2 separate regions of the Homo sapiens genome follow, and region 2 is linked to region 1. Evidence: chromatin contacts called from ENCODE Hi-C or POLR2A ChIA-PET data. All regions are on one chromosome and are shown on one strand. The core of a region is the stretch at or near the end of the contact, and the rest is flanking DNA. Distances in the headings are between cores, read along the strand shown. Region 1 overlaps SIK3 (SIK family kinase 3). Region 2 holds the start of JAML (junction adhesion molecule like).

Region 1 (3,073 bases), core at 393-2,892:
AGACTCTCAGGCCACTCCAGCCCTACTGAGTCTTCATTTTAATAAGATCCTCAGGTAATTGCTGTGCATATTTAAGTTGAAAAGCACTGTATTCGCTGGTATGATTATTATCAATCATAAGCTATTCTTTGAAAATGTCAATAAATAAGCAGAAATATTAGAAGAGTCCAAATTATTATTTGCTGATGATACGTTACAAAAAAAGAGAATCAATTATAATAGTTAATGAAATTTTGAAACATATTCTAAAGATACAGTAATTAAAACAAAGTATAGGCACATAAATAAATAAAGAGTGTATGTTAATATGACCGTTTCAAATAAGTGAGTAAATGATAAACTGATAGGGCAATTGGGTATAGATTTTTTTTTTTTAAATAAAAAAGTCAAGCCAGGCACAGTGGTTCACGCCTGTAATCCCAGCACTTTGGGAGGCGTAGGTAGGCAGATCATTTGAGGTCAGGAGTTCAAGACCAGCCTGGCCAACATGGTGAAACCCCATCTCTACTAAAAATACAAAAATTAGCCAGGCGTGAACTCCACTGTGCCCGGCCTGCTAATGTTATATTTTCAGTAGGAAATAGGCTAATATTTCAGCAGGCTAATATTTTCAGTAGGAATTACAAGCTTTCTGATTTTCCCTCGAAAATTACTTAACCCTTTGGAAATATATTCTCACGTTATCCAAATTTTCCTAAGAATTCTTAAAGTAAAAATATGTCAAATTTTGTCCTCCCCAAATGGGCCACAACGTGCATTTCCATTGGCCCTCTGATCAAACCTAGTTCCAGTTTAGTTTCAACAATGAACCATCTAAGCCAGGCAAGAAATTTAACAACATAACACCAAATATCGGCCCAAAATGGAACCCATAGGTCCAAAATATGCCTAATAGTAACAGACAGCAATTGTTTAAAAGTAATTGCAAAGAAATACAGTAAGTCCAAATTCACTTTAGTTTCAATTCTGAATCATTTCTCAATCTCTAAACTGGAAAAAAAAAATTTAGCCATTTGTCACCTCTGACTAAATACAGGCTAAATGCAGGCTTCAGTCCCCAAATCACTAAGTGTGGAAAAAGTGCATGCCTTCAAGAAAAGTGCCAACGGGAGGATTTTCCCAGAAAGAGTGGTTCACATACACAGTAGGAAAATCTTGTATAGGTAACTTGGCTACCAATTTAATTCCCTCAACCAATTTGGAAACTAATGGAAGTAAATGACTAAGAACTAAAATACATCAGACAGCATGGAAAAAAACATACGTATTAAAAGCACACAATGTGATTTAAGTTTGTTTTTAATTGCCTTTTGCTGAAGTTGGAATATTAAATTCTTTTGCTGCAGATAAATCAGAAATCAGCTTTACTGGTTTCCTATAATGTTGCACTTAGAAATGTTCAGCTGCTATAATGAATTACATGACTACTTAAAGGGGTTTCTTACTCCTTGTACAATATTTAAAAGAATGTATTACATGTATATCTGCCTTATACTAACTAATCTTCATATCATTGGGTCTAAATTATTAAAGTGATATAAACTACCAGTTATTGGAATTAAACACCCTCCCCTTTCTCTAAAACTGTTAGCTTCAATGAGTACCCACGTCTCAGAAGCTATGACCATAACTACACTGAAACCATAAATTAGTGAGATTGGAATTCCCCCACAAAGGAGGGGGAAGATTCAATACCTTTTCTCATAGCTGTAGCAGGCAATACTCTCTTGGTTTCTCAGAACCACTAAGTACGGCAGTCTCCTCTGCCCAATGTAAAGTCAGCTGCCAGGCTATCTGTAACCAAACCGTAGAACCTAGTTTCCCTTTCTGAAAAGGTAAATAATCCTTCTGGCCTGATTTACCAATAAAGATGTGAGTAAAAAGAAATTATCAAGGAGAGCATACCCAGGCTTTAACTTCTTAATGAAGTTTCTTTTTTTTTTTTTTTTTTAGATGGAATCTCACCCTGTTGCCCAGGCTGGAGTGTAATGGCATGATCTCGGCTCACTGCAACCTCTGTCTCCCGGGCCTCAGCCTCCCAAGTAGCTGGAATTACAGGCATCCACCACTACGCCTGGCTAATTTTTTGTATTTTTAGTAGAGACGGGGTTTCACCTTGGCCAGGCTGTTCTCGAACTCCTGATCTCAAGTGATTCGCCCCACTTCAGCTTCCCAAAGCTAGGATTACAGGCATGAGCCACCACGCCTGGCCTGAAGTTTCTTAAGATTCCCCATCTTATAAGAAAAAGACAAACCTTGTTGGTAATGTTAATACCAATAAGTACAAATTGCACGCTCCATATCTCATATTCAGTCAGAAAAAAAAAATTAGCCTTCAGGGACACTGATAACTTTATTATATGTTAATGAATACAGTATCAAAAACATCTGGAAAAAGTACCCCTGTTAAAGAGCACAGCATTAAGAATTCACAGAGGCTGCTCAGGATAAAGCCAGGTCAAAACTAAGGTCAACATCCTTCAGGGTTTTCAATGTCAGGGTCATTCATGTACTGAGACTTAAACTTGATCCTGAGTATAATTTGTCAGTAACTGCCAAGAATTTAAAAAAGGAAAAACAATAATTTAGAGTGCCTGTATTATCTAATTTATAGTAGACTTCATTAACACCAGAGAAACATCACAATTCCTATACCCCTACAACTTTTTAATTATCTCTTCAAGACATCTTAAATGAAAACAGCATATTACTTATTGCCTCTCACTCTTAACTCCTTTTTCTTTATTCTTTGAGATTGCTGACTCAAAGCCATCTTGGGCAATAAAGACTGGTTCAGCATTCTTCCAACTCATCTAAAAAACATTTTACATTTAGTGGCAGTTCAGTCTTTAACCACAGATCACATTTCTTTTCTACTGATAAGCACTGTCACAAATCAGAATTAACAATACAATTTTAGCATATTATCTTATCAGACTTCATAATTCTCCACTGCTGCCTAGATCTTGATTTTTCAACTCTTATACCTACAACGGCTGCTTTTTAAAAAGGCATCTTAAAACAGGTCTTTCATTTAAGTTCTTTCTACAGCAAAGGCAGGGTAATTAGTAGC
Region 2 (3,073 bases), core at 151-2,650, 1.2 Mb after region 1:
GCTTGGAAAGTTGACTCTCCCCTCTATCAGCAAGTAAAGATTTTTGCCTTTTAGAAATTTTGGAGTTATCATTTTGGCTACCTAAATGACTTGTAGTGACTCTATACTAATCTTCTCTGAGCAACTCTCCTCCATATCCTGTTGGGTAATGAGAACAAGTGGCACCCCCTCCCTCCAAAAAATCCATACCCCTTTATATTACAGAAAAGAAATCTTCAGAAAAGAGACATGCTACAATGAGACTACCATACAAGATGTGAAAGTTACCCCCCAAATTACAATATCATGAGACAAAATAAGGGAGAGCTGCTGTCTCTCAGTGTTTGTCCCTAGTAAGGACAACTAACCACTGAGCAAACGGACAACTGCACAGCCTTCTTTTACTCACAGAGTGTTGTCCACCTGCAGAGCCAAGTCCTCTCAATCTATCTGCACACTGCTGTGCACTTCTAGGCTCTCAGATGTTTTTAGGTCTACAAGTCCATATAACCACTCTAAGCCATGCGTCTTAAAATATGCCCTCATTTTCCATTGTTAAGCCATTGAATACAGACTGGTAGGTCACGTGGCTTCTGTAACACAGTCTAGGTCACATCGGTTAATGCTCTACGCGAATGGGACCCTGGAGGTCCTTACTCCTGCTCTCTTCTCCAGAGTAGGTTATACCTAAACCATCCTGCATCAGCCTTTCCCAAGGTCAGGGCTGTGCTGAGGGTGTAACAAGCATGGACAGTAGCCTAGCTTTCTTGGGAGATTTAAGTCTCGGGCTTCTAAAGGTTAAATATTGGTTTGTCTATAATGGGGAGAAGAAAAACAGTGGTATAACTATGTAAAATGATGGATATATTAATCTGCTTCACCATAGTAAACTTTTTACTATCTACATGCATCCCACAACATCATGTTGTATACCTTAAATACACACAATAAAATTTGTTTAAAAATAAAATTAAAAACTGTCTTCTAAAAAGAAAAACAGTGAAGAAAGAGCTCTGCTGTGAGCTCAAGAACAGCCAGTCACAGCTCCACCTAAACCCACGGGTGACTTAAAAGCTGAAGCCTTGTCATAATCATTGTCACGTACTCTTATTATGATGAAACTTTGCTCCTCTTTTTGCTGAGGAGATTCACCTAAGTTACTCTACACGACAGTAACTGAAACAGCACCCATTAGACTACTTTATGACATCCCCCTGCAGAGATCAAGAGTTCTGCAATCGCAGCTTCACAATCCTGAGAGACTACCAATTCAACCAGCCTTCAGGACTGGCACACTTCTGTGTGAGAAAAGTTCAAAAAATGGCTTAAGAAATTCAAAGCAACTGCTTACCCAAGATGAAGAGCACCCAGGGGAGGCAATGCACTGAAATCTCCCCACAGCTGCAGTCCCCAAGCTCAACTGAAAGACTGCTGCGAGCACTCTAGGTTAGGCTCAGAGCAAACCAAACACGTGCCTTCTGAAGTGGTTGCAGAGATGCAAACAGGAACCTCTAAATCAAGGTTCTCATTTCAGTCATCTGGCCCATTACCCAATTGTTATGTATACTTTCATTCTAAAAAGAGGTGACAAATTCAACCTACTGAGGTGAACCTCACACTCAGACCTCTTCAGGTGCCATCTCCCCTTTTAGATGACAAGCCCTCTGAGGGTAGGAGCTTGAATGGCACCAGGCAAATAGGTGCTGAGAAAGAAATCCATTTCATGCAAACAAAATACAATAAACGTAATATTAACACAAAACCTTCTGTGTTAAAGATACAGCAACCTCTTTTATTTTTCCTCTCAAAACAGAGGTGCAACCTCGCCAGGCAATCACCCAATCCCTGCTTCCAAAGATACGCCTGCCCAGTCCTCCAACTCACCATGTAGACATGAAAGTTTCCTCTGGCCATGTGATATCAGCATTTCCAGAATACAGGCAGCCATTGATTCCCATAGAGAACCTCTTGGGTGACTTGGACATCCTAGATTAGAACTCAAGGTTTCTTCACTTCAAGATACCTCTCAGTCTTAGTCACCACTTCAAAATAGGTGTTCTCAATGTACGCACCTTCAACCTCGGCTAGATTGGCTTGACCTAGGCATGGGCAGACTCATGGAACTTGTCCTGTATCATCTGAAAAGCTGTTGAACGTTTGCTCCCAAGCACTACGCTGCATGGTCCTTGAGAAGTGATGTGCTAGAGAGCCAGCAATCTCCACAGCATAAATATTCCCATCATAACCTATTTCAAGCTACCAACAGTTTAACAACTGGCTTGCAAAATTCCTAAAAAACTTAATACAGGTTGAGTATCCCTTATCCAATATGCTTGGGACCAGAAATGTTTCAGATTTCATATTTTTTTCAGATTTTAGAATATTTGCCGAATACATACAAGTTGAACGTCCCTAGTCTGAAAATCCAAAATGCTCCAATAAGCATTTCTTTGGAGCATCATGTTGGCACTCAAAGTTACAGATTTTGGAGTTGAAATAGCAACCACTCTTTTGTATTTTCAGATTAGGGGTACTCAGCCTGTAATCAGCTCTTGCTATGTAAGCTGGTTCCAGCACACCACGGAACCTCTGCAGGTTCTTGCGGGGGTACAGCTCCGACATGACTGGTTGCACGATGCTGAAAACCACTGTTAAATCAAGTTTAGCCTAAAGCTGCCTCCTTACATATTTTAAGTTTGGCCTAAAGGTTTCTCTGTACATCATGAACTATAACGTAAATGGAATAGTATACGGACTCTAGTCTACTCTTGTGCCAGTCACTGAGTTTGGCCAATCGAAGATGGCCAATGATTCAAACTATTCAAATAAGGCAAACACCGAGCTGTAACCAATCCGGCTATTTCTGTACCTCACTTCTGTTTCCTGTACATGACTTTCCTTTTGCTGTCCATAAATCTTCCACCACGTGGCTGCGCTGGAGTCTCTGAGTCCACTCTGGCTCAGGAGACTGCCTGATTCATGAATCATTCTGTGCTCAATTAAACTCTTTTAAATTTAATTCAGCTTTTAATACCACAAACCCCCATCTTTTTCACATGACAATTCCCACCTTTTATGTAGATATGCACACACC

The links. Hi-C counts contacts between places; a loop is a spot of excess contacts on that map. ChIA-PET counts read pairs that join two places held with the same protein, here RNA polymerase II (POLR2A). Pooled maps may share reads with other maps.
Region 2: a loop to region 1 is called in a pooled map, with 2.0 times the contacts of the local background. The contact joins the promoter of JAML here to the enhancer-like site in region 1. A Hi-C loop is called at or near these places in 2 of 50 pooled maps. POLR2A ChIA-PET finds 5 or more read pairs at or near these places in 2 of 52 experiments (activated CD4-positive, alpha-beta T cell and activated naive CD8-positive, alpha-beta T cell).

The regions. Positions count from the first base shown.
Region 1 is chr11:117,061,654-117,064,726 of GRCh38, forward strand. The region is part of intron 1 of SIK3 (SIK family kinase 3); the gene reads right to left. Among named protein-coding and RNA genes, the nearest start is that of SIK3, 35 kb to the right of the region's middle. RefSeq lists enhancers at 1,586-1,695, 1,876-1,975 and a silencer at 2,757-2,957. Within about 2 kb of position 1,643, at least 4 of the 41 ENCODE cell types and tissues checked have a DNase peak (open chromatin) inside an H3K27ac peak, as active enhancers do.
Region 2 is chr11:118,223,611-118,226,683 of GRCh38, forward strand. JAML (junction adhesion molecule like) reads right to left here and starts at 1,401. Exons shown (of 10, transcript NM_001098526.2): 1 at 1,331-1,401.